2 separate regions of the Homo sapiens genome follow, and region 2 is linked to region 1. A link is a loop called in an ENCODE intact Hi-C map of the cell type or tissue named here. Cell type or tissue: IMR-90. All regions are shown on one strand. Each heading gives the region's core, and the rest is flanking DNA. Links, peaks and the distances in the headings are about the cores only. Region 1 holds the start of SFTPA1 (surfactant protein A1). Region 2 has its middle 23 kb from the start of SFTPA2.

Evidence for each region. A loop is a pair of places that touch in the nucleus more often than their neighbours do. Peaks named below come from ENCODE experiments on the same cell type or tissue, not always from the same donor. Only the 100,000 strongest peaks of a DNase experiment are listed, where the experiment ranks them.
Region 2: it touches region 1 in a loop (12-fold over the local background); 13 of 110 quality-filtered maps call a loop at or near these places.

The regions. Positions count from the first base shown.
Region 1 is chr10:79,601,176-79,612,544 of GRCh38, forward strand. It overlaps SFTPA1 (surfactant protein A1), which reads left to right and starts at 9,764. Exons shown (of 6, transcript NM_005411.5): 1 at 9,764-9,807; 2 at 10,144-10,214; 3 at 10,628-10,822; 4 at 11,137-11,256. The coding sequence starts at 10,651. It overlaps LOC124902469 (a long non-coding RNA gene), which reads right to left and starts at 3,435. Exons shown (of 2, transcript XR_007062215.1): 1 at 3,063-3,435; 2 at 2,183-2,442. In IMR-90, for the core only: a CTCF peak has its summit at 7,778 (motif pointing left); no DNase peak of the experiment used is centred there; H3K27me3 peaks cover 1,845 bases.
Region 2 is chr10:79,531,088-79,543,709 of GRCh38, forward strand. No RefSeq gene overlaps it. Among named protein-coding and RNA genes, the nearest start is that of SFTPA2, 23 kb to the right of the region's middle. In IMR-90, for the core only: a CTCF peak has its summit at 6,215 (motif pointing right); a DNase peak (open chromatin) is centred at 6,234.

The sequences.
Region 1 (11,369 bases), core at 3,370-11,369:
TATGGAAAGCAAAATGAAGCTTTCTTGAAAACCTAAAACTAGAACTATCATATAATCTAGCAATCCCACTACTGGGTATTCAAAGAAAAGGAACCCAGTATGTTAAAGAGGTATCTACCCTCCTATGTTTATTGCGGAGCTATTCATAATAGCCAAGATATGGAATCAACCTAAGTGTCTATCAGTGAATGAATGGATTTAAAACATGTAGTAACTAAACACAATGGAATACAGTTCATCCATAAGAAAGAATAAAATTCTGCCATTCATAGCAACATGGGTGAGCCATTATGTTAAGTGAAATAAAGCCAGGAAAAGAAAATTAAACACAGCATGTTCTCACTCATTTGTGGATGCTAAGAAAACTTAGTTAATCTCATAGAAGTAAACATAGAACAGTAAGTAAACAGTAGAACAGAATATATTAGAGGCTGGGAAGATTAAGGGGAATGAGAAATGGGAAAGGTGGGGCAATGGGTACAAAATTACAGCTAGATAGGAGAAATGAGTTGTAGCCTTCTTTAGCGCTGTAGGGTGACCATAGCCAACAAAAAAATTATGTATACTTTCAAATAGCTAAAAGAGAGGATTTTGAATGTTATCAACACAAAACAGTAAGTTTTTGAGGTGATGAATATGCTGCTTACCTTGATTTCATCATTGCACGTTACATACATGTATCAAAATAGTCCACTGTGCCCATATGTATGTAAAATAATTGTGTCAAAAATAACATTTTTTAAATTAAAAAGATAGTAAAGAATATATTACCAGAAGTAAAAACAAACAAACTCCAAGAAAAGACTATAGTTACAATTATATCCCTATGTGTCAATCTGAAAAGATGGCTGGCATATGTAAGAGAAAACACTAATTGTAGAACAGTATATGCAGTATGATCTTATTGGTGCAAAGTAAGAGAATGTGTGTGTGTGTGTCTGCACGTGTGTGTTCCTGAGCCTATTTCTTTGAAGACAGTTGCTGCCACCTGCCAGTTTCAATTCCTCCAAGGTGCAGAATGGGAAAACCTCTCTCCCTCTCCTCAAAACCTCAGTAAAGCATGATGTATTTCTCTGGGGTTTGGAAGGTTCAAAATGTTCAGGGCAGAAAGAAGGGTGACAAGGCTGCATTGGCAAAAATGAAAATAAAAACAAGTAATGTGATTTTTAAGGCAAATTGGATGCTATTTCTAGGCAACAGAAATATATTTACAGTGTTATTCTTTTTAAAAATAAAATGGCATTATTAGAGAGGCATCAATGTAATATATATGTATGTAAACATACAGCACACAATATATGTGTGTGTATATATATGTATATAATGCATACACACATATTTGCTTAGTTTGCTGGCTGCCTCAGCAAAGAAAAGCCTCAACTTCCATCCCCTTCATGTGGCTGAGCTGTCCCTTAGATTCTGACATTATAAGCGATTTTGAAATATATCCATGATTAGTAAATTAATTTGTGCATTCCCTTGTCTTCATGTACAGGTAGAATAAGCATGTTCCTCTGACTCTGGGAAGGTTCTAGCAGAGGACTGAGCTGGAAAGAAGATTTCTGGTAATTCTGGCAATCCATGTAACCCCTGTCATCCTCAGCTGACTGAAGTATGGAATGGGGATTTACTCTCTGTACAACTCATAGAGTGCTGTGATGATCCAAAGTGACAGAAAGATCCAGCAGTCACAGACAGCCTCCTCCTACTGCTAGCACCCAGGGCAGCTGGAAAAGGGGGCAGGGGAAGGGTCCCCTGAGCACTAAGAGAGAGGCCTCAAATATGCAGAGAAGCCCATGCACTGTCCTTAGTGCCTGTACATGGCCTCCACTCTGCACCCCTTTGAAACGGGAGAGTCCCCTGATCCCCCTCACAGGATGCATGACAGGGGTGTGGCTCACCTGTTTGGTTGCCCCACTGCTCAAACCCCTAGGGGGAGCATGCAGATGGGCAGGTTCAGAGGCTGGGGTGAGTGCTTTGGGCTCCAGCTGTTCAGTAGAGTCTAGGGATGGGTGCCTGTAATCCTGGTGTTACAAAACTCTTTCAGTTTTGCATACGCAGGTGGCTTGAGTGTTAATCAGCTCAATGGACCCTCTGCCTTATCCTAAGGGCAGAGGGCCTGTGTGACAGCTTTCTGTATCCCAAGCTTTCACCCAGCATCCTGGAAGAATCAGATCACATGTGGGCTTGAAGGATGAGTGCAAGATTTTATTGAGTGGTGGAGGTGGCTCTCAGTGAGATGGATTGGGGACTGGAAAGGGAAATGGAGTGGGAAGGTGATCTTCCCTTGGAGGCGGGCCATCCAGTAGCTGGTATCTTCTCCGATCGCCCCTGGGCAAACTCCCCTCAGTGTTCAGATGTTCCTCCTCTTCTCTCTCTCTCTGCCACGTCGTTCCACTGTCCATCTGCTTGTCTGCTAGTCTGCTGGTCTGCTTCTGGAGCCTGGGGTTCAAGGTTTATATGGTTGCAGGATAGGGGTTGTGGCAGAACAAAAGGCAACTTTTTGGTCATGAAAACAGAAATGTCTTTTCTCATTTAGGGCCACAGGTCTTCAGGCTTGAGGGTGGGGTCTTTGTTGGGGAGTCACCCTTTTTTTACCCAGTGTGTCACTGTCTCCTGTCATTATCATTCCCCTCCTCTGAAGAGGCACATCTAACTGCCTTTAGAATATGGACGATGACAAGTCTTAGCTACTTCCTGCTGACAGGGGGAGTTTTTTTGGGGAAAATGTCAGTCAGATTCCTCCCAGACGTCTATCTAAAGGTCCCTGACAAAAGGGAGCCATCATCTGAGGCTCTGATTGCCTGATCATCTTGAGTTTGATAACCTCTAAGTGAGAGAGGAAAAAAAAAGTTTTATAAGATTAAGTAGGCATGGGTTAAAATTGTGTATTATACAAGGAAAGAATCTAGTGCCAAAGATTACAGAAATAAGAAGTAAAATATACTAATTACCCTGAAAACACTATTGTACCCCGTGGTATAGAACAGAACAAAGGTAAGAACCACAAGCATAGGCAAGACTACAAAGAGGACATACATGAAATGTTAATTAACACTAACCTTTTGTGATTTTTAGTTTGAGTACCCTGATCTCTTCACAATGGTATTTTGGATGCTCCTCTAGGTTGAAAGAGGTGACTCTGTTGGCTTCCCAGGCCTTTACTTGAGTATAATGAATCCAAGAGTCTATTCTGGTGACCTTGACCTTCACCACCACAGGAGTGAAAAGAAGTACAGTGCAAGGTCCCTCCCAACCAGGGCATATTGAGAGAGAAAGGTAAGGAAGTACCTTTACCAGTACTAGGTCCCCTGGGTTGAATAGAGGTGGGCCTGGTTCGTGGGATTGGGCCTTCAACAGTTGTTTCAGTTCCTGTTGGAAATGGACCAAAGAGGTTATGTGCTTAATTAAAACAAAGGTTTCTTGGTCTAGCAAGAAATCATTCATGAGAAAATGTCATCCATACATAGTCTCAAAGAGACTCAAACCCAGACTTGAAGGAGTGTTTCTGATATATAGCAGGACTATGGAAAGAAGAGTAGTCCAGGGGAGATGAGTCTCCTGAGACAGTTTCTTGAGGTGCCTTTTGATAATATCATTTTTGTCTTTTCTACCTTTCCTGAGGATTGTGGTCTCCAAACACAATGAAGATGGTACTGTATGCCTAGTGCCTTTGAGACCCCCTGGGTGACAGCTGCCTTGAACGAGGGGCCATTATTGCTCTGGAGGTACTTAGGGAGTCCAAAGTGAGGAATTATCTCATTGATTAGTACTATTATCACCTCAGAGGCTTTCTCTGTCTGACATGGAAATGCTTCTACTCAGTTAGTGAAGGTATCTATCCACACTAGGAGGTACTGGATGCCCCTTACCTTTGGCATATGGGTGAAATCCATTTGCCAGTCTTCCCCTAGGTAGCCTTGGAGAAGACACTATTAATTAAGGGGATTGTTTTTAAGGCAGGTCTTGCAAGCATTAACAACCTGTTTAACTGTTTGTATCAGGTTTTTATCTGAGAACAATCTGAGCCAGTCAGTAGGTTTTATCTGTACCTAGGTGGAAGGCCTGGAGAAGGCTTTTAAGAACTTTCCATTGGTTGCCAGCTGGTAGATGAAGCATGCCATCCTAAGAGGTGTCCCATTCTATTTCCATAGGAGAGTATTGAGGTTTTATTTCTCTGATGGGGGCCCTCCAAGATCAGTAAGGCTTCAAGTGGGTCAGAGACCTGGGGCCCCCTTGCTGCTGCTAGCTGCTCAGTCTAGCTAGCTGCTCATAAAGCAGGGTGTGAAATAGTTACTCTGAATGATATTGTTGAGAGCACACCTCTCTCCTCAGGCACAAGTGCTCAACTGGCCAAACTAATTACCCTCATGAGAGCACTTGAATTAGGCAAAGGAAAAACAGTTAACATTTATACTGATTCTAAGTATGCTTTCCTAGTTCTCCACACCCATGCCACTATCTGGAAAGACAGGAACTTCCTCACAGCTAATGGGTATCCCATTAAATGCCATCAGGAAATTAATAGACTATTTTGCTCAGTTTTCCTCCCACAGGAAGCGGCTCAGCCCCTAGCTGCTCAGTCTGCCAGCCCGTTTCCCTCAGCTATTTCATCCATCCCTCTTTGGTGGCCTTTACAATGTATTACTGCCACTTCCTGTGCGTAAGAATCCCCTCGGTTGCTTGAGTGTTTGGGGAGGAGAAAGGAGGAGATAGGTTTAATCCTTTCTTCGCCCAATGCCCTGGTCCCCTCTGACAAGACCAGGCTTAGGTGCTTCACTGAAGTCTGACAGAGCTGAGCTTCAGATTTTGAAACATTATATCCTCTGTTAGCAAGAAAATTAAGAGGAGCCTTACTGCCCTTCTGAGAGATTTCCTCAGTTGGAGTGCAAAAGAGAAGGTCCTCCATGTATTGCAAAACTTTGACCTGAGGATAAAGGAACTTGGAGAGATCTCTCCATAATGCCTGCCCAAACAAGTGGGAGCTGTCTTGGAATCCCTGAGGTAACATTGTCCAGGTTAACAGGGTGGTTTGGTTAGAGGGATCCTCAAATTCAAACAAATACTGGGAGTTGTGGTATAATGGTATGCAGAAGAAGGCATCCTTTAGGTCCAGGAACCATTTAGTTCCCTCAGGTATTTGAGCTAGCAGGGTATACGGATTGGGAATCATTGAATGTATTGGAACCACAGCCTCATTAACAAGGAGGTGGTTCTGAACTAGCCTCCATTTCTAGTTGGGTTTTTGTACCCCCAATATTGGGGTATTACAAGGGCTATTGCAGGGTTTGAGTGGGCCCTCCATCTTCAAGTTATCAATGATGGCTTCTAGTCCTTTCCTAACCTCTAGTTTCAGGGGATATTGTTTCTGGTTAGGAAAGGAGGTGGGATCCTTAAGATGGACCCAGACTGGTATGGTAGTTGTGGCTCTGACAATCTTCCCTAGAGTTGCCCAAACTTCTGGGTTAATATTGGTCTCTACTAGGATGAGACAAAGAGTTTCCCTAGGGGCCATCAGAATGATGGTCCCCACATGGGCCGGAATATCCCTACCCAACAGAGGAGTTGGGCTTTCAGGCATAATTAGAAAAGCTTTGGTGAACAACCCCAGGTACAGCTAAGGGGTTGGAAAAAATATCGGGTTAAAGACCTTCCTGAGATGTCCCTCACAGTCATGCTAAGAGAGGAGAGGGGGCCTGGATTCAAGAGGAGAACTGAGAGACCAGTCCCAGTGTCCAAAAGGAGGTCCACTTTCCTCTCTTCGATTTCCATGATTACCCAGGGCACCTTGATGATAATGGTGGTCTGGACTACAGGAGCCAGGAGAGGAGCCCTGGGACCTGTCAGTCCTGCTGCTGGACCATTTGGAAGACTGGCTCTGGACCTGGTGACCAGCATGCCCAGGAACAGTCCACCCTCCAGTGGTCCCCACTGCAGATTGGACAGGGTTGAGGTAGCTTCCTCATGCTGTCTGAGAAATTCTTGAAATGCCCTGATTTGCCACATCTGTAGCAATTGACAGGTGCACCCTGGGAATTCTGGGGTTTGTGGGCTTGTCTGCTGGCCATTAAAGTCTCTGTCTCTTTCCTGTATTTCCTCTCTCTCTTGTGCCTACCTATCTCTATTATAAAAAACCAAGGTGGGTACTTTCAGAAGGTTCTCTAAAGTACTCTCTTGTCCCAGAGCCTGTTTTGTAGCTTCCTCCTGATATCAGGGGCTGCCTGAGTAGTAAATTTATGCTTTAGGATTGGTTGTCCCTCAGCTGAATCAGGGGATAGACAGGTGTGCTTTACTAAGGCCTCCCTTGGCCTTTCCAGGAAGGCAGTGGGATTTTCATCAAATCCCTGGTCAATCATGGATGATTTAGTATAATTGAGAGGCTTGGTCCTGGTCTTACATAAGCCCTCCATTATGCACACCTGAAAGTGCCTCCTCTTCCAGGCTTCCATCTTGTCATTGGAATCCTATTTAGGGTAATCCATTGATACTGCTTCTCTCCCAGTTGGATAATGTTTGCCCCCTTCCCTGACACTATATGTGATACTAAGCTCATCCCCAAATCTCTCTGCTGCTTGCAGAGCAGCCTGCTTCTCAGTGTCTGTCAAGGTCTGGTTCAAAAGCAACATAATGTCTCTCCAGGAGAGATCAAATATTTGGGTGAAATTCTGGAAAGCCTCTATATATCTGTCGGGGTCATCTGAAAAGTTCCCAAGATCCCCCTTAATTCACTTTAAGTCCTGTAGGGAGGAGGGGAACTGGACCTTACTGGGCCCAAATTCACCAGGCATTGGTTGAAGGGGCAAGAGTGAGGTTGGGGCTTGTCTAGGGTGAGGATTTTTAGGAGGGGGCAAGTGAGAGGCTGAAGCTGAATAGGGAGGTCGAGGTAGACCCAGAGGGGAAGAGCTGGAGGGGGCTGGCTTCTCTGCTTGGGGTGCCTCTGGGATTCATATCTTTAGTTTCCTAGGCTTGCCCCTTGCAGTCCTCCCTGAGATGGCAAGCAGGAGGGCTGTATCAATCCTACACTGTCAGCAAAGGTCTGGATTGCCTTGCAAGGTATAGAAAACCTGCACATATGGGACCTCAGACCATTTGTCTTCATGTATACAGAAAAGGCCTGATCACCGGATACTATCGAAATGAAAGGTTCATTCCTGAGGTCCACCCGGTCCTTCATAATTTGGCCAAACCTTTGTGCAGAGGGCTATGAGGCATTTTTCTTCCAGATTAAGAGGATCAAAGCAGTCCCATTGGTTCTGGATACACTCCAGAGGGGTATAAGCTGGGAGTGGTGAAGAGAGATGGTTGCCTATTCTGAAAGACAGAGAATAGAGGCATGCCTCATTCCCTTCCTTCTTTAGTGAAAACTCAGGGTGTGATGGAGAGAGAAAGCAAGACTGTGGACTCTGAGGTGGCTTGGCATGGGCGCCCAAGGACTGGCAGTGTGAAGAGGATATCCCTGCAGAGGGAAGAAGCCCAACGTGGAGGGTGAGGCCCCGAGGAGAACGAGAAAGATACTGAAGGAGAGCGGACTGGACCGGCGGGGGCAGTGGAGCCTAAGCAGGGGGAGGAGGCTGTGGACACAGCTGAGTGGCCTGGTGTGGGCACTCGGAACTCAGCAGGAACTACAGCAATTCTTAGAGCTAAGAGTGACAAATTTGTGTTGGGAGAACCATCTTCTTAACGACATTCTTTAGATTCACTGGTGCCATGTGCTGGCAAACTGTAACTGTTTCAACATCAAACACACGTAGTGCCCCCTGCAGCCCGCAGGTGGGTGCTCGGCACCCCCTGGTGGTCAGTGGTAGGCCTCACGAACGAGTCCACATTGCTACAAATCAATCAATGGGCAACAGAGACAGTGTGATGAGGAATGGGATCTTTACAATAGCCCCAAAGTGCGTCCTCATAACATAGTCACTGATTAAAACCAGAAAAAGAATGTATTTATGGTAGTGAAGCGTGACACCCACCACCTTAATTCAATGATCAACAAGAACATCATCAATCTTGGGGCAAACTAAAGTCACATGCCGCCCGGTAGAATGGGAGAAGAGCGCAGCAGGATGTCTATCGCATTTCTGCTGAAGTTACAGAACCTGAATCTAATCATGAGCCAATACATTAAAAAAAAAAAAAAAAAAGTGAGGGGCATTCTACACAGTAACTCTCCTGTGATCTTCACACTGTGTTCAGGTCATGAAGGTGAAGGGAAGACAGAGGGCCTTTGTGGGTTTCAGGACCCTGGAGAAGCGTGACAACCGAATACGGCACATGGCTCAGAAATGGATCCTTTGCTATAAAGGACACTATTGGGGCATTGGGTACATTTTGCATAGGGCCTGAAGGCTATTTGGAGTTATTATATCCATGTTAATTTCTTGATTATGGTTATAATGCGAAAATGCCTTTGCATGAAAAACACATTAAAGTATTGGGGTGTTGGGGTTTCATGCTGACAACCTACTTTCATAGGTTCAGGGAAACATATTTGTACCGTGCCTGCAATTCTTCTGTAAATTTGATGTTTCAAGATAATAAAAACAAAAAGGAAACTGAGCCTCAAAATGTTACATAACCTGACTGAGTCCACATGGGTAATAAGTGACAGCTCTGGGTGAAAACTCAGGTGTGCCTTTCCCCTAAAGTCACGCCCTGCCCTGCCAACCACAAGGCCCTGCACATCTGAGTTGGCCTCTGTTCCTGCTCATCACCTGCAAAACAGCCCTGCCTCCCCACAGCCAAGTTGCTGGAGCTGCGCCCCACCTGCCCCCACCCTGCACTGGCCTGACTCCCCCATTCCACACCTGGCCCAGCACCCACCACATGGTGTGGCAGACAGCACTGGGGCAGCTGAAAGACTCCATGCTACAAATTGGCACTGCCCAGCTTCCTGCTTCTGGGAGTGGGGTCCATTGGCTGAGCTTCCGCTCCCTGGAAGAGCTCCAGACTCCTCAATGGTTTGGGATTTTTCAAACCAATTCCAAATAAGCCAGGGGAGATTTTCCTGTCTTGGTTCCCATCATTACCACCTCCACAGTTGGAGATTCCCTCCTAATCCAGATGCTCAAACCAGGACCTCAACAACTAGGGCTTCATATATCACTGGGACACTTAGCATAATCACCATTGCAGGTTGCCAGACATCACCCAAAGTGATGTTCTACCAAAGACAGAAACTGCAGCTCTCCCGTGACCTTCCAGGTGCTGCCCTGACTCCTCCAGCTGAACCTGCTAGGGCAGAGGGAAGTGGAACGTGCAGCATATTTGCCTGCCACTCTGCCCATGTGCCCACCAACTCAGCTGCAGGCTCCAGGGACACAGGCTGGTGGGGGGGCCTGGGGCTCATGGCTGAGCCAGGTCGCAGGACAGACAAGTTGGCCTGGATCAACCTGACCAATCTCAGCTGGAGCAGTGAGTTCTTCATTGTCTGAATCTAAACCAGGAACCCAGTGGGGCTTCCTTAGTGCCTGTGTAAGGGCTCTCGGCTTTCACTGCTAAGGAGCTTGCTAGGGGCAGGGTGGGTGACCTCAGCCAAGGGGGGGATTTCTCTTCTTACAGACCTGGAGTTCCTCTTTCGCAGGTTCTGTGCTCCCCTCAAGGGTCCTTTGAGATCCTCCAGCCTGAGTGCTCTTGGGGAAACATGCTGTGTAAACACTATGCCCATTTCCTGCCTGGAGCACAGGTTTTGTGGTAGGGCTCTCAGGGGTGAGGAGGAAGCCTGGCAGCCCCCACATCTATAAATGCTGCGTCTACCTTACCCTCTGACTTGGAGGCAGAGACCCAAGCAGCTGGAGGCTCTGTGTGTGGGTGAGTTTAGCCCCATCCCCTAGGTGTTCTCCAGCTTGAGGATCGCAGGCAGAGAGGACCAGCCCAGCAGCCACAGGCCTGACCAAAGCCCAGGCTGGGAAGGAGGGCAACTCCCCATTTTCCACTGGGAGGTGTTTCACAGCACAGTCAACATAGGTGACCTGCAAAGATCCTCATGTTTGTTATTTTCTTTGGCCAGATCCATCCCTACAGGGTTCAGCAGGGCCTACAGGAGGGGCAGTGAGAGAACAGACCCCAAAAAGAAAGGGGACTCCATGACTGACCACCTTGAGGGGGGCCAGGCTGCGGGCCCCGTTCATCTTTTTTCATTCTCAGGTCGCTGATTTCTTGGAGCCTGAAAAGAAAGTAACACAGCAGGGATGAGGACAGATGGTGTGAGTCAGTGAGTGAGTGACCTGACTAATAGCCTGGGAGGGACAGGGCAGGTTTTCTGCAGAGCACGGAAGATTCAGCTGAAGTCAGAGAGGTGAAGCCAGTTTCCCAGGGTAACATAGTGAGGCACTGAAAGAAAGGAGACTGCACTGGAGCCCAGGTCCCCGGGCTCCCCAGAGCTCCTTACTCTTCCTCCTCCTCAGCAGCCTGGAGACCCCACAACCTCCAGCCGGAGGCCTGAAGCATGAGGCCATGCCAGGTGCCAGGTGATGCTGGGAATTTTCCCGGGAGCTTCGGGTCTTCCCAGCACTCTGGTCTCGCCCGCCCTGCCTCTCGGGCTCTGCCCAGCTTCCTGAGTCCTGACAGAGCACAGTGGGGGAGATGTTGGCAGAGGTGGCAGATGGGCTCACGGCCATCCCTCCTGCAGGAGCAGCGACTGGACCCAGAGCCATGTGGCTGTGCCCTCTGGCCCTCAACCTCATCTTGATGGCAGCCTCTGGTGCTGTGTGCGAAGTGAAGGACGTTTGTGTTGGAAGCCCTGGTATCCCCGGCACTCCTGGATCCCACGGCCTGCCAGGCAGGGACGGGAGAGATGGTCTCAAAGGAGACCCTGGCCCTCCAGGTACTGTGCTGCAGACCCCACCCTCAGCTGAGGGACACAGACCCCTTTTCAGGAGGCCCATCTGTCCAGGCCCCTAGGCTGTGGGCCATAGTGAGCTGGGGGCTATAGTAAGCTGGGTGGGACTTCAGTCTGCAGGGCTGGTGGGTTCCTGGGGCCCTTATGATGGCGCATCCTGGAGAGTCTGTCCTCATAGTGCCCACGGAGTGATAGAGTGATAGCTGAGCCAGCCCTGGTGATAATGGGCATCGAGTCTCACTAGCTCCAACCAGTTGTGGGTGACAGATCCTACACATCCATGTCTCTTTTCTCTGCAGGCCCCATGGGTCCACCTGGAGAAATGCCATGTCCTCCTGGAAATGATGGGCTGCCTGGAGCCCCTGGTATCCCTGGAGAGTGTGGAGAGAAGGGGGAGCCTGGCGAGAGGGGCCCTCCAGGTGAGCAGGGTGGGGCAGGTGGGCAGTGGAAACATGGGCACAGCGACCCTGAAGTCAGTTACACGGGGATGATGGGGATCAGACAAACCCTACAGGTTCCCCAAGGGCATTTG
Region 2 (12,622 bases), core at 2,738-10,737, 71 kb before region 1:
CAGCAGGGCTGTGTTCTCACCTGGAGCCCTGAGTCCTCTTTCACGCTCACATGCTTGTGACAGGTTCATCTCCCTAAAGTTGTAGGATGGAGGTCTCGGGGTCCTTGTCTGGGTCCTTGTCGGCTATCAGGCAGGACCTGCTCTTAGTTCCTGGAGGGCATCTGCACGTAGCTTCCTCCATCTTCAAAGTCAGCCTTGGCCAGGCACAGTGACTCACTCACCGCCTGTAATCCCAGCACTTTGGGAGGCCAAGGCATGTGGATCACTTGAGGTCAGGAGTTTGAGACCAGCCTAGCCAACATGGCGAAACTCTGTCTCTACAAAAAAATACAAAAATTAGCTGGGAGTGGTGGTACTTGCCTATAGTCCCAGCTACGCAGGAGGCTGAGGCACGAGAATCACTTGAACCTGGGAGGCAGAGGTTGCAGTGAGTGGAGATTGCACCAGTGCACTCCAGCCTGGGCCACAGAGTGAGACCCTGTCTCAAAAACAAACAAACAAACAAACAAACAACTAAAAACACCAGCCAGATTTGCTTGCCAAGTTTTTCCTGCAATTTGAAACTCTCTGAAGTTTTCTGTCTCTGGTCCCTAGACCCCAGATTGAAGGGATCATGTGATGAGGTTGGGCCCACCTAGATAATCTCCCTCTTGATTAACTCATATGCAACCAATTAGTAATCCTAGTTACACCTGCAAAATTTCTTTTGCCATATATGCAGCATGATCACAGAAGTGACATCCTGCTATATCCACAGGTTCTGTCCACTCTTCAGGGGGACATCTTAAAAGGGTGAGGGTCGTGAGAATTCTGCCTACCACAGTTATATTATAATTAAAAACTTCTATTCTTCAAATGACACTATAGGAAGGTAAAAGGGCAAGCTACAGAATGGGATGTAAGATTTACAATACACATAATTGATAAGGGAGTTATTTCTAGGATATATATTTAATTAATTTATTTAGAGATGATGTCTCACTCTGTCACCCGTGCTGGACTGTAGTAGTGCAATCGTAGCTCACTGTGGTTTTGACCTCCTAGGCTCAAGTGATCCTCCAACCTCCGCCTCCCAAGTAGCGGGGACTACAGGCACATGACACATGCTCAGCTAATTTTTCTATTTTTTGTAGAGACGTGGGTCCCACTATGTTACCCAGGCTAGTCTCGGACTCCTGGGTTCAAATAATCCTCTCGCCTCAGCCTCCCAAAGTGCTGGGATTACAGGTATGAGCCACTGCATCTGGCAAAGAATATATATTTTAAATCTTACATATTAATAAGAAAAAAGATAATAGAAAAAGAGACAAATGAAATAAACATATTTTCACAAAAAAAAACTCAAAATATCAACACTTGTATGAATACATGTGTATTTTTTTCTTTATTTTACTTATTTATTTTTTTGAGATGGAGTCTTGCTCTGTGGCCCAGGCTGGAGAGTGCAGTGGCGTGATCTCGACTCACTGCAATCTCTGCTTCCTGGGTTCAAGTGACTCTCTTGCCTCAGCCTCCCGAGTAGCTGAGATTACAGGTGTATGCTACCACACTAAGCTAATTTTTGTATTTTTAGTAGAGACAGGGTTTCACTATGTTGGCCAGGCTGGTCTCAAACTCCTGATCTCAGGTGATCTGCCCATCTTAGCCTCCCAAAGTGTTGGGATTACAGGCGTGAACCACCACACCCGGCCATGTGTATTTTTAATTGTGGAAAAATTTGGTGTCCAGTGCTTGGTCTTCCCTGCTCTGGGAGGCCCAGGTGACTCTGCCACAGCCTGTGTTACTCTGTGACCTGCAGGTACTGGGAGATCCACAGGGAAGACACTGGGACATCCTAGAAGCTGGGAAATGAAAAGAAGAGTGAAGAATGCAACCACACATGGATGGATGGTCTTTTCCATAACATAATGCCTGCCTCTCAGGCTCCAATTCCAAAGCGAATCATTTACAGTTAATTTCTGTCTCCTGGGTTGATCATTCTCCCTAACCATCACTTGCTGCCCCTCAAAGGAATTGTCTACATTCCCTATCTCCTCCTTACCCTGTGAAAAAGGGTATGTCAGCTTCTATACCCCATTGGGAGGTTGGGAAATCACTGACTCTCCCCTGCCCCATACATTAATTCATCTGTATGCCTTTTCTTCTATTAAAAATAAGTGAAAACTCAGTAAGACACCATTTTACCCCACTGTATTAGCAAACCTTTAAAAATCTGACAATTTCAAGTCTTTCCAGTGAATCATAGTGTTACTGGTGGCAAATCCCTAGGGGGCTGCAGCAACCTCAATTCTTGCCTCCTCAGCAGAAAGAATTTGACCAACAGCATAATACGGCAGAATGAGAGACCAAGGCAAGTTTTAGAGCAGCAGTGAAAGTTTATTAAAAAACTAGGCCTGGCTCGGTGGCACATGCCTGTAATCCTAGCACTTTGGGAAGCCGAGGCGAGCAGATCACATGAGGTCAGGAGTTTCAGACCAGTCTGGCCAACATGATGAAACCCCAACTCAACTAAAAATACAAAAAAAAAAAAAAAAAAAAAAAAAAAAAAATTAGCTGGGCATGGTGGCAGGTACCTGTAATCCCAGCTACTCATGAGGCTGAGGCAGGAGAATCACTTGAACACGGGAGGCAGAGTTCGCAGTGAGCTGAGATCGCGCCGCTGCACTCCAGCCTGGGCAACAGAGCAAGACTCCCTCTCAAAACAACAACAACAAACTTTAGAGCAGGACTAAGAGGAAGTAAAGTACACTTGGAAGAGGGCCAGCGGACGACTTGAGAGATCAAGTGCACTGTTTGACCTTTGACTTGGGGTTTTATCTGTTGACATAGTTCCAGGGTTGTACATCCCTTCTCCCCTGATTCTTCCCTGGGAGTGGGCTGTCCACGTGTGCAGTGGTCTGTCCACGTGTGCAGTGGTCTGCTAGCAGTTGGGCGGTGAGCACGCAGTGTGTTTACTGGAGTTGTGTGCATGCTCACTTGAGGCATTCTTCCCCTACCAGGTGAATGTCCCTAGAAGTTAAACTCCACCATTTTGCCTCTTAGTGTGCATGCTTGAGCCCACTCGCCCAACTCCTGAGATCTTATTGGGAAGCTGCTGATCACCAGTTTCAAGTTTGTTCTATCTATTAGGAGATGGCCTTTCCCTGGTGCAGGCTGCGACCCATTATTAGAGACAGTTTAACAATCGCCTGGTGGTTGGTGACATTACTGGTGGGGGGGTGGGGGTCGAGCCCTCTCCTGCCCTGCTCATGCCTGACTAGCTACCTGTAACAATAGGAACTCACATACTTTTGACACGAGTTTAAATTAGTGCAACCTCTTTGGATAACAAATCGTGATGATCTATAAAGTTGGAAATGTACACCCTCTACAATCCAAGAGTTTCATCCCTGGGTATGTAATTGACAGAAATGCATGCATGGCTGGTTATAGTGGCTTATGCCTGTAATCTCAGAACTTTAGGAGGCTGAGGCGGGAGGATTGCTTGATCCCAGGAGTTCGAAACCAGCCTGGGCAACATGGCAAAATCTTGCCTCTACAAAAAGATATGAAAATTAGTCAGGCATGGTGGTACATGCTTGTAGTCTCAGCTACTCAAGAGGCTGAGAGGGGAGGAGCAATTGAACCCAGAAGGTCAAAGCTGCAAGGAGCTGTGATCATGCCACTGCACCCCTGCCTGGGTGACAGTCTCAGGGTCTTTTGAGACAGACCCTGTCTCAAAAACAAAAAAAAAAAAAAAAAAAAAAGAAGAAGAAGAAGAAGAGGAAGAAATGCATGCACATGGATGTCCAAGCCAGAAAAACAAATAAACCTGGAGACAATGGGAAATAATTTAAATGTCCATCAACAGTAGAATGTTGTAAACAAAATATACAATAATGTGTAAATAAATTATAGAATACTTTAAAGGTAATTACATGGTTCCATTTCTTAAAGTTGGTGGATCCTACAACACAGGTGTTTGTTTCACTCTTCCTTCAAGAAGTCTTTCCAACTCCTCTGTCCCTTCCCTTGACCAGAAGTCAGAGGCGGACAGGCACTTAAAGATCAGGAACTTACCCCTCGGCTTCACAAACGAGGGGACGAGGGAAGGAGACACATGTCAGGACTTCTCTTGAAACCCTCCTCTTTGTCTGCATAGGATGCCCTCCTCTTTTCCTTCTCAGTAACTGTCTGTCAACATCCTCTTCATCTTTTAAGGCCCTTCCTTGGGATCCTTAGAGGGCACCCTGGTCCATCTACCTGTTGAGAAAACTGAAGTTCAGAGAGGTTGAAGGGTGAACTTAAGGCATGCAGTCATTGAGAGGCAGCCTTGGCTCTCTGGAATCTGTGCTCTCTTTATCAGCAACATCCAGTGCTAATTTATGTCTGTACCCATGGCACACTTGAAGACAGTTCCTTATAAACAGGAGGTGCTCAGTAAATGCCACCTCCTCCCTCCGGGTCTTTACTGAGTTTAAACAAGAGCTTTCAATGAAATAAAAGAGGATACAAACAAATGGAAGAACATTCCATGCTCATGGGTAGGAAGAATCAATATCGTGAAAATGGCCATACTGCCCAAGGTAATTTATAGATTCAATGCCATCCCCATCAAGCTACCAATGACTTTCTTCACAGAATTGGAAAAAACTACTTTAAAGTTCATATGGAACCAAAAAAGAGCCCACATCGCCAAGTCAATCCTAAGCCAAAAGAACAAAGCTGGAGGCATCATGCTACCTGACTTCAAACTATACTACAAGGCTACAGTAACCAAAACAGCGTGGTACTGGTACCGAAACAGAGATATAGATCAATGGAACAGAACAGAGCCCTCAGAAATAATGCCACGTATCTACAACTATTTGATCTTTGACAAACCTGAGAAAAACAAGCAATGGGGAAAGGATTCCCTATTTAATAAATGGTGCTGGGAAAACTGGCTAGCCATATGTAGAAAGCTGAAACTGGATCCCTTCCTTACACCTTATACAAAAATTATTTCAAGATGGATTAAAGACTTAAACGTTAGACCTAAAACCATAAAAACCCTAGAAGAAAACTTAGGCATTACCATTCAGGACATAGACATGGGCAAGGACTTCATGTCTAAAACACCAAAAGCAATGGCAACAAAAGCCAAAATTGACAAATGGGATCTAATTAAACTAAAGAGCTTCTGCGCAGCAAAACAAACTACCATCAGAGTGAACAGGCAACCTACAAAATGGGAGAAAATTTTCGCAACCTACTCATCTGACAAAGGGCTAATATCCAGAATCTACAATGAACTCAAACAAATTTACAAGAAAAAACAAACAACCCCATCAAAAAGTGGGCGAAGGACATGAACAGACACTTCTCAAAAGAAGACATTTATGCAGCCAAAAAACACATGAAAAAATGCTCACCATCACTGGCCATCAGAGAAATGCAAATCAAAACCACAATGAGATACCATCTCACACCAGTTAGAATGGCGATCATTAAAAAGTCAGGAAACAACAGGTGCTGGAGAGGATGTGGAGAAATAGGAACACTTTTACACTGTTGGTGGGACTGTAAACTAGTTCAACCATTGTGGAAGTCAGTGTGGCGATTCCTCAGGGATCTAGAACTAGAAATACCATTTGACCCAGCCATCCCATTACTGGGTATACACTCAAAGGACTATAAATCATGCTGCTATAAAGACACATGCACACGTATGTTTATTGCGGCACTATTCACAACAGCAAAGACTTGGAACCAACCCAAATGTCCAACAATGATAGACTGGATTAAGAAAATGTGGCACATATACACCATGGAATACTATGCAGCCATAAAAAATGATGAGTTCATGTCCTTTGTAGGGACATGGATGAAATTGGAAATCATCATTCTCAGTAAACTATCACAAGGACAAAAAACCAAACGCCGCATGTTCTCACTCATAGGTGGGAATTGAACAATGAGAACACATGGACACAGGAAGGGGAACATCACACTCTGGGGACTGTTGTGGGGTCGGGGGAGAGGGAAGAGATAGCATTAGGAGATATACCTAATGCTAAATGACGAGTTAATGGGTGCAGCACACCAGCATGGCACATGTATACATATGTAACTAACCTGCACAATGTGCACATGTACCCTAAAACTTAAAGTATAATAATAATAATAATAAAAATAAAAAATCAGAGCTTTATAAAACTGTTTACTTTGATGCTGCTAACCTAGAAAATGACCGGCAGATGGCAGCATTTAGCTTTCCTAGCTTTCAACTTTGCAATTGCCGGTTTAAGGCGAGAAAAGTTGGTTTTTCTTTTCCATTCTCCTAACTCTGCTTGTTGTCAATGCCTGCCAAATGCCCACTGCTCCCATTGGAAGCCTCATCCTACTACCCCCTTGCTGAAAAAGCATCTTGAGCATCTGCAGAAGCTCCAGTTTGAGACCTGGTGGCAGGAGGGGGTACATGGACATGCAATGAGAATATGAACGCTTTTTTTTTTTTTTTTTTTTTTTGAGATGGAGTCTCACTCTGTCACCCAGGCTGGAGTAGACTGGAGCAATCTCAGCTCACTGCAACCTCTGCCTCGTGAGTTCAAGCGATTCTTCTGCCTCAGCCTCCTGCTTAGCTGAGATTACAGGCGCCTGCCACTGTGCCTGGCTAATTTTTGTATTTTTAGTAGAGATGAGGTTTTACCATGTTGGCCAGGCTGGTCTTGAACTCCTGACGCTCAGGTGATCCGCCCACCTTGGACTCCCAAAGTGCTGGGATTACAGGCGTGAGCCACCGTGACTGGCCAGACATGAAAGCTTTTCCTCTCCACAGAGCCCAGTGAAATGCTGATTCTCACCACAGCCCTGGGATACCATGGGCTGCAAAGCCATCTTAGGGCTCTGCTTTTCAGCTGGGGAAACAGACTCCAAAAGGCAAAGTGATGAGCTCAAATTCACAACAAGTTCAGATTTTCTGATTTGCAACTCTGTGCACTTTCCTGCGTTAGTTCTCTAAGGTGAGATCTACCCTGAAGGCATGTTCTGCCTATATGTGTGGAAAGGAGGCCAGAAAGATTTTTAAAAACCAAAATGCTACATGGTAAATAATAAAGGAACAGCAGAGAAAAGAGTGTTGGGGCTCAGAGGAGCAGACTGCACCATTCAGGGCTGGGGTGGGTGAGAAATTACCAAGTCAGAAAAGAGCTGTTGAAAACAGGGGAGCTCTCACCCTTAAAAACAGTCAAGACATGCACAAGAAAAGGAGCAATGGTGGAAATTCTAGATCAGGATGGCAAACGTATGGCTTGGGGCTGCTACTCTCTTTCACCCTACCCTGTCACTCGGCCCCCATGTCCATGACAGACATCAGTAATCAATCATGGGATTCTTTCCCCTTGAGCTCAGGGCCTGACCAGAATCCATTGTGCACAGTGCGCCAGGCTTCCTCTACCAACTCGTGGGAGATGTCACCAGAGAAAGCCTGTTGCTCCTCCTCATCCTGCCCTATTGCCTCCCTCGTGGCCACAATTTATTGTGCACTTACTGTGTTGGAGGAGTTGTGCTGAGCTCTTTACACACACCTTCCATTTAATTCACTTACCATATTCTCGGGAGTTAGGCATCCTTCTGGTTTTACACATAAGGAAAATGGGGCACAGAGGTGTTAAAAGCCTCATAATGGCAGAGCCAGGATTCAAATCCAAGCCCACCTGTCTCCAAAGCCCAGCCTGGGAAACTGCTAGATAGGTGGGATAAGCCAGTATGGAAGCAGGCCTGTGGTTTGGGCCTTGTTTAGGCCTGAAGATCAAGACTAACTAGGCTGCAGTGGAGCCTGAGGTCCAGAGAACAGAGGACACTAAAGATGCTTTTTTTTGTTCATTCATTCCTGAACCCACGTTTATTAAGTCCCTGCTACATGCCAGACACCTTGTAGATCCTGGGGGTATAGTGGTCAAACAAGAGAGACAGAACACCCCACCCTCAATCAGGGGAGACTAACAAGCCAGTCAAATGCATTATATGTCAGGTGATGTATGTGCTAAGGGGAAAAATGAAGGCTAGAGAGTAGTGGAGAGAGCCACATAGAGCTATATGTGGACTCAGGCCTAGGAGATAAGGGAAGGGATGACTTAGGGGCCTGAGCTTCTTGGAGTGACTGATGCATATCGAGATAAAGGCCCTAAGAAGATGGGTCCTGATGCTCTCAGGGAAAATAACGATGTTGGGGGGTGTCTGTGGTTGGGGAGGAAGGAGGGATTGCCAGGAACACATGGAGTTCCAGGGGCCTTCTTCACTCTGACAATGACAATGCGGCCGAGGGAGGGGGAGTCTTACCCAGAATACTCTTAGCTCCTGGACTTTCTCCTTACTCTGGTAGATGTGGGATGGAGGCAGAAAGTCCCACTCATGCGTCCTACATTTTTTGAGAATCTAACGAAATAAATTTCGCCAGGTGCAGTGACTCAAGCCTGTAATCCCAGCACTTTGGGAGGCCGAGGCAGGTGGGTCACCTGAGGTCAGGAGTTTGAGACTAGCCCGGCCAACATGGTGAAACCCCATCTCTACTAAAAATACAAAAATTAGCTGGGCATGGCCTGTAGTTCTAGCTACTCGGGAGCCTGAGGCAAGAGAATTGCTTGACTCTGGGAGGCGGAGGTTTCAGTGAGCCAAGATCACTCCACTGCACTCCAGCCTGGGCAACACAGTGAGACTCTGTTTCAAAATACAATACAATACAATACAATACAATACAATACAATACAATACAATACAGTACAGTACAGTACAGTACAGTACAGTACAGTACAGTACAGTACAATAAAAGCATGACATGTTAAAAAAAAAAAAAAAAAAAAAAAAGACCGGGCTTGGTGGCTCCTGCCTGTAATCCCAGCACTTTGGGAGGCCGAGGCAGGTTGGTCACCTGAGGTCAGGAGTTCAAGACCAGCCTGACCTACATGGTGAAACCTCATCTCTACTAAAAATACAAAAATTAGCTGGGTGTGGCGGCAGGAGAGCCTGCAATCCGAGCTACTCAGGAGGCTGAGGTAGGAGAATTGCTTGAACCCAGGAGGCGGAGGTTGCAGTGAGCTGAGATGGTGCCACTGTACTTCAGCCTGGGTGACAAGAGCGAAACTCCATCTCAAAAATAAATAAGAAAAATAAATAAATAAATTTCATTCCTCTGCCCACTGCCAGTATCCAGTCCCGCTGATGAGGCTGGGGTGAGGTGGGGGGTAACTTTTTAGCACCTGGGCCCTTACGTCCAGCAGGGCTGTGAACAGGGACTTTTTGTGCCAGTAACAGTAGAAAATACGGCAACTGGTGTTTGCCACTATCAAAGAGGAACTTGGAGTTTTGTTGAAGGAGCAAAATTGTAACCACCCAAGGGGTTCACCTTGCCTGCTGCCTCGACAGAGCCGATTGATCAAGACAGGGGAATTGCAATAGAAGAAGAGTAATTCACGCAGAGCCGGCTGTGCGGGAGACTGGAGTTTTATTATCACTCAAATCAGTCTCCTCGAGAATTCGGGGAGCAGAATTTTTAAGCATAACTTGGTAGGGGGAAGCCAGTGAGCCAGGAGTGCTGGTTGGTCAGGGATGAAATCACAGGGAGTCGAAGCTGTCTTCTTGCGCTTCGTCAGTTCCCGGGTGGGGGCCACAAGATCAGACGAGGCAGTTTATCCATCTGTGTGGCGTCAGCTGATCCAGCAAGTGCGGGGTCTGCAACATGTCTCAAGCACTGATCTTAGAAGCAGTTTAGGGAGGGTCAGAATCTTGTAGCCTCCAGCTGCGTGACTCCTAAACCGTAATTTCTAATCCTGTGGCTAATGTTAGTCTAGTCCCCAGACAAGAAGGAGGTCTGCATTGGGAAAGGGCTGTTACCATCTTTGTTTAAACTATAACTACAAACTAAGTTTCTCCCAAAGTTAGTTCAGCCTACGCCCAGGAATGAACAAAGACAGCTTGGAGGTTAGAAACAAGATGGAGCTGGTTAAGTTAGCTCTCTTTCACTGTTTCAGTCATAATTTTGCAAAGGTGGTTTCAAAATGACTATCCATGAGTTTGTAAAATAACCCAGGATGCCTGTTGTTCACAGCACATAGCCTGCTGTGTGACTAAGCTGATAATCAGCTAGACTTTGGGGAGAGAAAAATGCCAAAAGAAAATGGCCTTGCCCTGCTAGAGAGTCTTCAGGTCTCCCTTTGGATGCATGAGCAATATGGAAGGGAATGGAGAAGGAGGACAAAGAAAAGTCACCCTCCATAATTGGGACAGGGTTTGGAACTCTTGCGGCCAATTCTTTCATGCTGCCTGGCCCCACCTGCCCCGGAGACTTCTGGTGCTTAACGGAGGCTTTCTTTTGGCTGCCCTGGAACTGTGAATGGGCCTGCCTTGGATAATTTTCCCTCCAGGCGCTCTCTACCTGGGGTCTGTGAACACCCTCGAAGTAGTATCCACCATGAATTGTATGAATAATTACACATATGTGCACACTCATGAATACATGGACCCATGCATATGTGTTCACGGCGTTCTACAATTGCCCCCATGATATCTATACCAGTTACAACTTATTACTTCTCAGCTCCATATTCACCCACTAATACCTGCTCTGTGATAATGGACAGGATTCCCATGAGCATTTCTCCTGTACACTAAGCATAACGTGAAGCTTTCTCAGCGGAGGGTGCTGAGAGAACAGTGCAGGTGAAAGGAGTTTCTCTTCCTGGGTCTGGCTGGTGTGAGGAGATCCAGTGGTACTCTGCTCCAGTCACGTGCCCAGAAGGTCCCAGGCAACTAGTCTTGTCCTGGCATGGTGATCGCCCTCTTAGTATCCTCCCAACACAGGCACCACGCGATCCATGCCTTCTGTCCGCACTGGAGACCCAATCATTCTACATGCTCATACACTCAACCCAGCAGTGTGGCTCGCATGGGCTGTGGAGGTTTGTTTCCTGCTTGTCCAATAATTGCAACCAGCTCTAGACCATGCAACCCAGCAAATCTCTCTGCCATGTAGGGGGCTGCAATGATACCTTCTCCGACAATGTCTGATCTCCAGCCTGGGGAGGGGGCCCCATTCCAAGCTTGTCCTTCTTGGGTACTCTTCTCCACCTGTAGGGAGAGTAGCCCTATAAGGTTCTCTTTATATCATATAGTTGCTCTTTTATCATAGCTGAATAATTCTTTATATTAAACTTCCATTGCATAAACCACTTGTGGTTTCTATCTCTTGATTGAAACCAGTCTGATACAGTACTTGTGGCCCCCAAAATATTGAGATCCACCATACCTAGTCCCAGGTAAAACAAAAATATAAAAACTCTCAGCTCATTGCCTAGAACATAGAACACAATCCTTTTAAGCAGCTGTTACTACCATGTGTTGGAGATGGAGGTCAGTTGCCGCATAGGGTTGGCAGCTCTGCAGAATCACCTTAGACATTCCCTCTTGCCTGTTTAGCTTGAGCTGCATTCTCTCTGGTATAGCAGTAAAATAACAAGTGGCTAAAGCTATCACTTATGGAGCACACAGTTCATCTCAAGCAGTGGGCCATGAGTTTTGTATGCACTATTTTCCCCATTTTGCAGTTGTAAAAGATGAGGATTAATGAAGTTGGAAACTTGCCGAAGTTTTCACAGTTGACCCTGGAAGAGCTGGAATTTGAACCCAGGTGTATCCAATTCCAAAAAACCGAAGTCTTCACCACCACAATACATGCCTTTGTAGCATTTATTTCTGGGTCAAGCTCTGTGCTAAATGGTTCACAGTGGTTATGTAATGTGTTTCCTGTCACAGCTGTGTTTGTAAGCAGTGTTTTGTTCCTGTTTTATAGATAAAGAGACTAAATGTCTCACCCAAGGCCTCTCAGTTAGTGAGAGGTGGAGGCAGGATTTGAAACTGGTTCCCTGACTCCAGAGCCCACACTGCTAATGTCTATTATACTGCTTCCCTGGCTCACATAATAGAAGTGAATTTTGGGGTGTGAATATACCTACCCCTGGGGACTGTGATGGGTGAAACAATGGAAAGCACATGGCATTTGATTCACATGCAGTTCCTGCTGCTCCCAACAATGCCATCCATGTGTGTTAATAAAGGATACAGAGCTGGTGAGGAGAAGGGTGTAGGTATAGGACCAGGTGTGCCATGTCATCACGCTAACGTACCTAACCCTAACCCCAGCCCTAACCCTCAGGGGCAGTGATGGCCTACAGGCACCTGCATTAGGGTGGTTTGGAGGATCCATGTTCATCGCCAACCCTCCTCTAGGGAGAGGGTTCCCTGACACTCAACATCTGGATCTGCCCATGGCAGATCGAGCCACTACGGCATCTTGCCTATACCCCAGGCTCTGATGCCACCTCACTGACTGTGCCAACCCGAGTGATTAGCCCTCTTTGTGTGGACTCATGGTTGTTCACTGGTTTGGCTCTAAGACCCTAGCTGCTGATGGGGAGAGGGATATATGACACATTGTGAGATCCAGAATATTTGCAGGTTTCTAAGAAAAAGCACAACTATTCCAGATACTGAGGACCAAAGAGCATATTCTCCTCTAGGTGTTCATAGAGAGGCTTCATAGGGAAGCCACATCCTCAACAATATCCCTGCAACAGATGGGGATCAGTGTTCAAAACCATGCTTTGTA